Regions from separate parts of the Homo sapiens genome. Here region 1 is linked to region 2. A link is a loop called in an ENCODE intact Hi-C map of the cell type or tissue named here. Cell type or tissue: K562. All regions are shown on one strand.

Region 1 (5,000 bases), 110 kb before region 2:
AAGACCTTCACAATCGGGAACCCGTAGATTGGATCTTCTGAAAACATCAGAGAAAGACTATCTTTGCCATCCACACTACAGTAAAACTTTGGAGCCTTGAACCTTGGATTTATAATCTCACAACTGAGAAGGGTCCCTCCATACTCCTGGAACTGTACACCCATTGGAACTCTTAAGGTAAAACTAACCAGGAAAGTTTCTCCCCAGAAAAAGATGGCATCCTTGATGTGAACAGCTTTTCCCAAGATCACAGGTCAAAACTTCTACTATCATGAGACTCTTACCTTTGAATATTTTTACCTTGTTTATGCCTCTATGAGCAACAGAAATGAAAAGTGGGTCTATAATGTGCACTTATAGGGTATAATTTTATTTGTGAAGGATTTTGCGGGAAGCCAGCCTTATACATAAATAAACTTATACTTTAATAGATAAAAGATGAAGGCCCAAGGTGGGTGAGAAACTTTAGTGGTACATATGTTGACTCATAATCAGTCAAAACTCCTCTTAACCCACATCATGGATTAAAGAGAACATTGCCAGGAGGCCTTCACTCTTCTAGAAGGACATAATTTGTTAGGTCCTTTTTCCATGGTTTAGAATACAAGAGGCAATAATTAGAAATGTCTCCCTCTTAATAGGCATGGGTTCAAATAAGGCAAACGTGGAGCTGTAGCCAATCTCGCTGTTTGTGTACCTCACTTCTGATTCCTGTGTGTCACTTTAACATTTTTGTCTATACATTTTTTCTGACCAGGAGACACCCCTGGAGTCTGTGAATCTGCTGTGATTCTGGGGGCTGCCCGAATCATGAATCATTCATTGCTCAATTAAACTCCTTTAAGTTTAATTTGGCTGAAGTTTTTCTTTTATCACACCCTTGCCCCATGAGCCAGGGAAAGGGCAACTGAGGCCGCAGTATTTTCAGTGGCACCAAGGTACACCCTGTATTCCACGAGTAGGGTCTGGAGAGAAGGGAGTCCCCGCCTCTCAACCAGATTTCAGAAACTATAGTAGATCTTCTATCCTCAAGGAAATGCATCTTATTTCTGGTATCAGAATCAAGGAGAAGCAGGCAAGACTGTTCTATAAGATGAGTTAGCATCCTGGAGGGTTTTTAGACTCAGGAATGGGGATCTCTAGGGAACCGATAGTAAAGGTTCCTACTAATCTGGGCAAATAGAGCTTAGTGTTGCATTACAGCTGTTTTCTAAGATGGTCAATATTGTTCTACTCTCTTCCTCCATTCAGTACCTTTTTTAAAACAATTACTCAGAGGTCATTGCTTATATCCCAAACTACTTATTAGGACAATATCAGTTATAAAAGGTTGCTGGATTCTCTTTGATTTGTGCCAGCTTCCCATCACTTGCTGCTAGGAACCTCATATCATAAGCTGGGAGACTGGTTGATATGCATAGCTCCTTACCTATTTTATAGTGTTTTCCAGTCTTTTATTTCATGTGAATTCTGATTGCCTAACAAGAAATTTTCTTATCCTACTAAATTTCTCACTAAGAGGAAATGTCAAGCCTCTAAAGCTCTTCCCAGCTATCTGTACTCACAGTTAAATTGAACTGCAGAGACTGGTATGAGTAGCTGATTGAGGAGGTAATGAAATATCCCAGGCTGCTTTTGGCAGCAACTCTGAATCAACCAAGGCCAGCCAAGGCAAACTTTAAACGCAAAAACCCGGACTAAATGGATGAATTTATTCTAATGTATTTTTGTCCACATGCCTCTGCAAATTGTTTACAGGTTTTCTGCCTTTTGACTAGTAGAATTTTTTATTGCATTCAGATAGATCATTGATGAACACTGCTAGTTTCCTGGGCTATTGAAAATTTGCCTTTCTTATTGGGTTTTCATGAATGTTTCTCTGGTAGAGAAAGGAGGTTAAAAAAATGAGAGATTGCTAACTTTCTACCATCATAAAGTCTGGATTTGGATACTGTTTTATGGCAAAGACAGTAATGTTCCCCCAAATTTCCTAGAATTCTTGCAGTTGGGTTGAGTCATGTGGTTAGTTGTGGTCAATGGGCTCGAAATGACATATATTGCCTCTGATATGAATCTTAGAAGAGTCCACACAAACGTCTCCATCTATCTTTTACTTTTCTCTATTGACCAAGAAGGCCATATGGTAGAGCCTTCATCATCCTGAATAATTGGGGAAGAGATCTTTTTGACCCGACAATTGATAAGAGCCCTGGCAAGTAGTGTGAGCCGCAGTAAACTATTTTTGGTACAAGCCAGTGAGGTTTTTAGGGGTGGTTTGTTATTGCAGTTGCCTATCCTGACTAATGTATTTTTCTACATACCTAAACCATCAGGTTTCATCAAAACATTGGTGGAAAATAAGAATATTTCTAGATGATTTGTTGGCTTTTCATTCAAGTTGAATATGTACCTATCTATTGGTTGAAAAAATTAATAGGGATTGTAGACATGTTATTCTTAGTAGGACAGGACAGGATAATGGTTTTTGAACATTCTCCCTGCTGTATATTAGCTTTGCTTTTAAATAAATACAGTAGTGAGGTGTGTTTATCAGTGTTTATTCTCCCACTATTGGATAACAGGGGCTCCTTGATCTAAAATGATAGGTAAGTGATCCCCTCTACTGTCCTAAGGTCATTACTTATTGACACCTCCCTATTATGCCTAGTCAATGTGTGATAAAAGATTGCATGGAAATGACAGGCATGAACCAGGATCTTTTCTCCTCTGTCCTCCTTTTCATTTGCCTTTTGATGTTTCTGCTGCTATTTGGCACCTCCACTAGAAGATTAGAAGGGGAAAAGAGAGGAAATTAAGCTCTTTTCCTGCAGACTAGCAGTTCTGATTTTTAAAGGGTACCTCGGGGTATTGTTTCATCTACTTATGAGTTTCAGGAGTGTGTGTTTGTGTGCGTGGTGGTGGGGGAGAAGAGAAAGAGAGAAAGACACAGAGAGAGAGACAGATATAATTAAACATGGAGTTTGAGTTTCCATGTTATCTGATTCTAGGAATTTAGTGTTGCCTCCATATTTATCAAGAATTATAGTCCTTTACCGTAATTTACTATAATGTATTATGTTTCTGTGTGTGTGTGTGTGTGTGTGAGAGAGAGAGAGAGAGAGAGAGAGAGAAGAGAGAGAAGAGAGAAACAGAGAGCGAGACAGAGATGGAGAGAGAGAGAGAGAATTAAACGGATTTTCAGAGTTTCCACATTATCTGATTCTAGGAATTTAGTGTTGCTTCTATATTTACCAAGAATTATAGTCCTTTAATTATTATGGAGGATAACTAAAAATATCCTGCATAATAATTAAAAGTTCCTTATTTTCAAGTGGCATAATGACTTTCTGTGCTAAGATCACTTGAAAATGTTAATTAAAGAAATCTATTTGCTCAAAAAAACTAAATGTGCATACTTTACACCTGTGGTAAATAATATAAAATTATAATTTGCCTTTGAGCTTAATCAAAATCAGCTTTAAATTTATTAGGCACCTGACTTTTTTATTTTTAATTAAAGACCATTTTGTTCAGTATGTAGTTTAAATCATGGAAGCGTAGTTACTTCTCAAGCAATTCCTTTAAGACTTGGGGCTTCTGTGTTTGAAGGGATCCAGGGGTTACAGTGTGGGCAGTACCCCTATACCAATTTAAGGTTTTTCTTACTCAGTAAGATGTTTTCTAAGATGAAAGAGATGGGTATATTCTATGTAACAGAGATAAATGTAAAATTTTATTCACCCTATGGGAAAAATTTGGATAGATTCCTCTTGGCAGTGAAAGGTATAAAATGAACTTAAAGGATGACTCTCCATAACATAATATTGAGTGAAACAAGAATAAACACATTATGACTCCATTTATAAAATATTTTTAAGGTAAAATTAAGCAATTTATTGTTTAAGGACACATGTTTGGTAAAACCATAATGAAAAACACATGGAAATGAACACAAAATACCATCTAATGCTTACTTTGGGGAACGGGAAGAGAGCCTCAAACAGAGAGATGTATGTGGAGGTTTCTACCACTTTAGTGTTATATTTCTAAAGTTGAGTTGTGAATACACAGATGTTGATTTCTATTCTAGTTCTTCACACTGTACATATGTTTTCTGTACTCTTTTGGAACTATACTGTATTTTATGTATAGTTCAATAAGTGATAGTTCAATATGAATTGTTGATGTGATATGACTCACTCAAAAGAGTTAGTGTCTCTTGTACATAATATTGTTAAGAAACTTGGAGTTAAGGAAATTGAAGGTATTGTCATATCCAGCCTTGATCAGACCATGCTTTAGTACTTTGTTCAGTTATATGCAGCCCACTTTAAGAGTGATGCAGACAAACTAGATTATGTTTAGGGGACAGTGATGAGGCTCGTAATGATTCTTGAAACTATATATGATATATGATTCTTCATATATTTGAAGGGAAGACATGAGAATGAGAGCTTAGATTTATACTACATACTCAAAAGAATAGAATCAAAATTAATAGATGATGCAACAAGAAAATATTTTATTGTAACAAAAATAGATTTTATCATAACAGAATCAAGAACTTACTAATAACTACATTTGTTCAATGAGTCGTCTTGATACATAGTGAGTTTCTTACTGGTGGAGATGTTCTAGCACAGGTTGAATGATCTCTTGGTGGGTTATTATCAGGAGATATGCCTAAAAGTCATTCTGGGTCCCGAAATTCTTCGAAGATTTCCAGAAATCTCTAGTCAACCTGAAATTTCTATTCAAGATCTCTTAGTTAAGTGGCAGCGGAGTGAGTAAAATCACAGAGTCTAGGACCAGATTCCTGGGTTGAATCCTGGCGTTTTTCAATTACTACCTGTATAACCTTGAGAAAATTACTTCTCTGTGTTTCCTTTTTGCAATCCATAAAATGGGTCTATCAGCCTCACAGAGTGGTTGTAAGACTTAGAAGAATGCCAGATAGTAAGTGCCACTAAATGTTTATTTTTTTAAGAAATAATTTTTTT
Region 2 (5,000 bases):
CCTGGGGAATGTTTCTATAGCACCTAGCACAGTGCCATATGCAGAGAGGGAATAAAAACAAGGCAATATGGTATATTGAAAACAACATTGGATTACAGCCCCAAATCCTCTGTGTGGATGCACAAGTCACCCAAATTCTCTGAGATTCAGTTTCTCATGTAAACAACCAAATGTGCTAGATAATATCAAGCACCCCTTCTAAAAAGATGACCCTAAATATCCAGATGGTCATGAACGACCCACTTTGTAATCAATAATGTGTATATATATATATGGCATATTAATGTTTCTAGCTAATAATAGGGGAGTATAGTAGTGAAGAGAAGTTTGATGAGAAAACCAAGAGTTTTCTCTTTTTTAGATTTAATTTTGGATGTAAACAAGATGTATAAGCTGAATTTAAGGAAAGCAGGGATCAGTGTTGAGTCTGATGAAGGAAAATGTCTAATTTGGAGTTGGGCTTGATTAGGGGAAGGAGACAAGCCCATCCATATGGATTGCAGAAGCCAGCTCAAGGTAGGGCACAAAGAGCCCTTTAGAGAGTCATTTGAAGCAGGTGATAGAATCAAACTACATTTTGAAAACCGGAGTCCTAAGGAAAGAGAGATGGCCCTCACTTCTGTGGGCACTCAGAAATGAGAATTAGTATGAGAAGAGTCTTTCTAATAATCCTTGGGCATGGCCTTTTACTTTTATTCTTCACAAAGCCGCATCTTCATAAGGTAAACAAATGACTCTTTCGGCCCCAGGAGGACTGTTAATATTGTTGACAAGATTGCTTTATTTCCTAGTGTTTAACATAGGCCAATGTTTTCTTTCACTAATTTCCTTGGTGTCTGTCAATGCTACATGAGTTCTCTGTGTGATATTCACTTATTTTCAGGTGGACAGATGCATAGTTTCCTTGGAAATGTCTAGCCGTAACTACATGTTATCTCTGATAGTATGAATGGGCTTCCAGACAGGACATCATCTATGCCATTGGTACCCAACATCTGCCCAGAATATAAAATCAGAAGATAAAGATTAAACATAGTTTTTCAAATGCCATCCTCTTTTTTTGGTAAAATAAATTACTGCTAAGTTCAGTAAAATTTAAAAGTCTATACGAAGAGTGCTCAAGCATGTTGTGGTATTATATTATTTTTTTTCAAAATACCAAGCAAGTATGCAGACTGAGGCTGAATGGTTCATTTAGGGTGTGATAACATTATTTCAGGAATTTCAGATAAAATCTGGACTCATCAGACCATTATTTCTTTTCTTTCTGCAGGATTTTGCTGCTATTATTTCTTTCCCTTTTATTCTTAATATATTATTGCTTAAACATGACCATGAAACTGTAAATGCCTTCCTTAAATTATTGTATTTTAGAATGCCATATATCTTTGGATATTGCAGCAAACTCAAGGTCAACTGAAGAGGTTTCTTAGTAATCTTCTGGCCTTCACTGAGCCTGTTTTTTAGCCATTGCACTCCTCCCAATCCCCTCCCCCATGAAAACTATTTTTCTGAATTGAAGAAATGAACTATGAATAAGGAAAAAGAAAAAGAGAGGTGTGGTTTAAGTTACAGTTTGTCTCCAAGCTAAATCATGTTCTCATCTTTATTTCATCTGGGACCAACATCATGCCCAGATTCCCAAACCTCCTTAAATGCTTTTTAACAAATGTAATTATCCATCGAGAAAAATCTCTGATTTATTTTACTGAATTCAGCAAAGAAAAATATTCTCAGCTTATGATATTGGCAGGAGAAATCATACCCTTTCTTATTTTTCTTTTTTCTTACATACTCAAACATGCTGTGAATGGCCACATCACTCTGCTTTGGGATCCACTCTGAGGCAATGGCCTTTTGGCCTTCTGGCCAACCGCTCACTTCTGTGAATTTCCTTTCTGAGAACTAGAGACTGTTGCCCCAGAAGTCATTTTCCAATTTATCACAGGACCTATCCATGGTTACAGAATTAGTTGGCCTCCTTGAGAATACGCAATGTGAGACCTAATGTGACACACAGCTGGGGAAGCTCCTTTGGTGCAGGGACACTGGGCCAGGATAACTGCTTGTGGGCCATTTTATTTCCCTGGACACTTGCCTTCTGTCTGCTCTCTTTGTCTCACATCTGGGTTTGAGAAAGCTGTGTGGAGGCATCACTTATGCCAATACTTAGGCATAAGTAGCTCTGCTCTGCTCAAGCAGAAGTGAGGGCCTAAGTTCAGGATTTAAACATTCCTTTCTGATACACAGTCTTTCAACAGGGCAGCCTCCATTCTCTCTTCTCAGCCTTCCAGCCAAGTACCTGCTACTTTGTAACCCCAATGGGAAGCCTCTTCCCTTTGGGAAAAAGGAGAATATCAAAATCCACTGACCTCCTGCTGGGTATGGTCTTTGTAATCTCCACTATGTTAACTGGATGCCTGTTTATATAAAAGCTACATTTAGTAACCTTTAGGCTGACGAATGAAATGACCCTCAAGGTATTGTAGCAGCTTCCATATGATAAGGATAGAAGGAAAGAAGTGAAGCTTTTGACTCTGAGTAGTAGGAGTTCTGATGAGAGAATGTAGACAGAGCTACACACATCCTCTTAACTGAACTGTAAGTTCAAGCCATTGAAGATGACTTAAAAAAAAGAATTTTAGTAAAAAGCAGGCTGCTGGTTCAGGAATATTTTAATCTACTTCTAAAGACTTGCTAATTTATTTTTCTTCTCAAACGACTTGTTCATCTTCTCCTCTTCATCTCTCTTCCTTGCTCTGGGTCAGGAAGACACTCTGGTAAAGGTCAGTTATGAAGTCCTAGCCTCCTCATGTCTTCTCATCGAGCCAGTGCTCCCACGGTCCACTGAGATCTGCCTTTGGCAGTCATTTCCCTCAGTTGGACTCTGAGCCATCACAAATTCTTTGCATTTTTCAGAACATCTGTGCCTTCTTTTGCCACATCTTTTTTCTTGGTGCTCAACAGGTCACAAATCAGCCTGTACTTCTCTTTCCAGGCTGTTGATGTCTTAATACTCTCTTTTCAAACCAAATTCCTCTCTTGTGTCTGGCTGTGGCTCTTAGCTCCCCAGCCTTCTCATCTCCCCCATCTGGGTTAGTCATCTGTGGCATCACCAAGGGGTCTCTTTCTCTTAGCCTTCTATCTGGCCTGAACTTCTGCATTTCTCTGAATGTCAGAATAACTACACATACCACACTACTAGGCTTGAAGCTTAGTTAAGTTCTCTAACGTGATTTAAACACAGTGCAGAAAACACTTCCATGGAAGCGTGAACGCTTGAAAAGACTCAAACTTAGAGGATACTAATTAGCTACTGAGAGAGAAGGCACTATAACAAGACCCAAAGATATAATCAAATGAAGTTGAAAACTATTCCATTAAACACAAGTTTCTCCTTGACATTTAGAAAAATCAGGGCGTTTGCAATAATACACTACCAATAGCTTCCCTTTATTGAGTGCTTCCTACTAAGCTACTATAGTAAATATTACTTTTCTTGTCTTATTTACACATGTGCAGTATCTACATGGAGGCAGCATTATTACTACATCCATTTTACATTTTAGAAAGCTGAGGCTTAGCAAGGTTAAGTACCTTGACCTAAATCATACATCTAGTAAGCTGCAAAGCCAGGTCACCTTACTCGGGAACACCTTGAAAGTGAGAGAATTCCCTGGTGATGAAGAACTCTGAAGTTGATACCTTTACTGGGATTCTTGTGGGCACATGATGCTAATATCAATGAAGAATATGGGTGAAGGCATCTAAATGGACCCACTAACCCCAGGATTTGAGTACATGGAGTTGCACAGAGTTTTATCCTAGGTATTCTAGAGAATGCCAGAAGGAATGCCATGCATGGCTTTTTCCCTTGAGAGAGAAGTCTGTGCACTTCCGCAGTTTAGGACATAGCTCTTGCATGCTCACATCTTACCCAGTGCATTGTGACCCTTTCAGTTTCAGATGGGGCAGTCAGCCTTGTTTCATAGCCTGCCAAGACCCTTGAATTGCATAAAGTTATAACAACTTTAGCAGACACTGAAATAGAGAAGTTTTTACCCATAATCTTGATATCCCAGCAAATCACTTTATCTTCATTTTTCAAAATTGTTTCTGTTTCTCATCCAGATACATACATTATTTTGGCATAGCTACAGCCATAACCTAAATTTAATGCAGTACTGTATTTTTTCCCACTTAACATGACATTGTAAGCGTTTCCCATATTGCTATATAGTTTTCATAATTATAATTTTAAAACTGCAGAATATTTTACTGAGTAGATATGCCATCATTTGTTGCTGTAACCATTTTCCTATTACTAGGCATTTAGGCTATTTCTAGTTTTATCATCATTTTAACTAATGCAGCAATAAATGTCTTTGTACACATAACATTCTACTACTCATAGATCATTTATAAGAATAAATTCCAAGGAATGGAATTACTGAGTCAAAGGGTATTATCAGACAATCCTATTTTGATGAAAGCCCACAATTTTGCATAAGGACCAGAGGAATTTAATCAACAAAGCAGAGAATTATATCCAGATTTTCTCCCGGGATTAGAAAAGAGACAGCCAAGGTGGAGCACAGACAGGGATCTTACCTGTGTCCTGTGAGTTAGAATAAATGAACCAATTTCTGTTTTCAATTACTAGTGCAGTTTCCTTTGAAGGAAACATGGGGCGTAACCAAGACTTGAGTTTGGCATCCAAAGGTTTTCTAAGTAGAAGTAAAACCAAGGAAAATGAAATTGATGACAAGGGACTCTGGTCTCTCAACTTTGAAAATCACCAAGTACTTGTATACATATGTAACTAACCTGCACGTTGTGCACATGTACCCTAAAACTTAAAGTATAATAAAAATACATACATACATACATACATACATACATAAATACATAAACAAATAAATAAAAATAAAAAACTTAAAAAGAAAATCACCAAGTACGTATGAGGTTTCTTCTCTGGGGTAGGGAGAGAGGTTCAACAC

The links. Hi-C counts contacts between places; a loop is a spot of excess contacts. Peaks named below come from ENCODE experiments on the same cell type or tissue, not always from the same donor. Only the 100,000 strongest peaks of a DNase experiment are listed, where the experiment ranks them.
Region 1: a loop joins it to region 2, with 3 times the contacts of the local background. A loop is called at or near these places in 1 of 110 quality-filtered maps.

The regions. Positions count from the first base shown.
Region 1 is chr12:102,315,314-102,320,313 of GRCh38, forward strand. It overlaps LINC02456 (long intergenic non-protein coding RNA 2456), which reads left to right. Exons shown (of 13, transcript XR_007063427.1): 5 at 1-177. Among named protein-coding and RNA genes, the nearest start is that of LINC02456, 38 kb to the left of the region's middle. In K562, no CTCF peak of the experiment used is centred here; no DNase peak of the experiment used is centred here.
Region 2 is chr12:102,427,976-102,432,975 of GRCh38, forward strand. All of the region lies in intron 2 of IGF1 (insulin like growth factor 1), which reads right to left. The region is part of intron 10 of LINC02456 (long intergenic non-protein coding RNA 2456); the gene reads left to right. Among named protein-coding and RNA genes, the nearest start is that of IGF1, 50 kb to the right of the region's middle. In K562, no CTCF peak of the experiment used is centred here; a DNase peak (open chromatin) is centred at 1,936.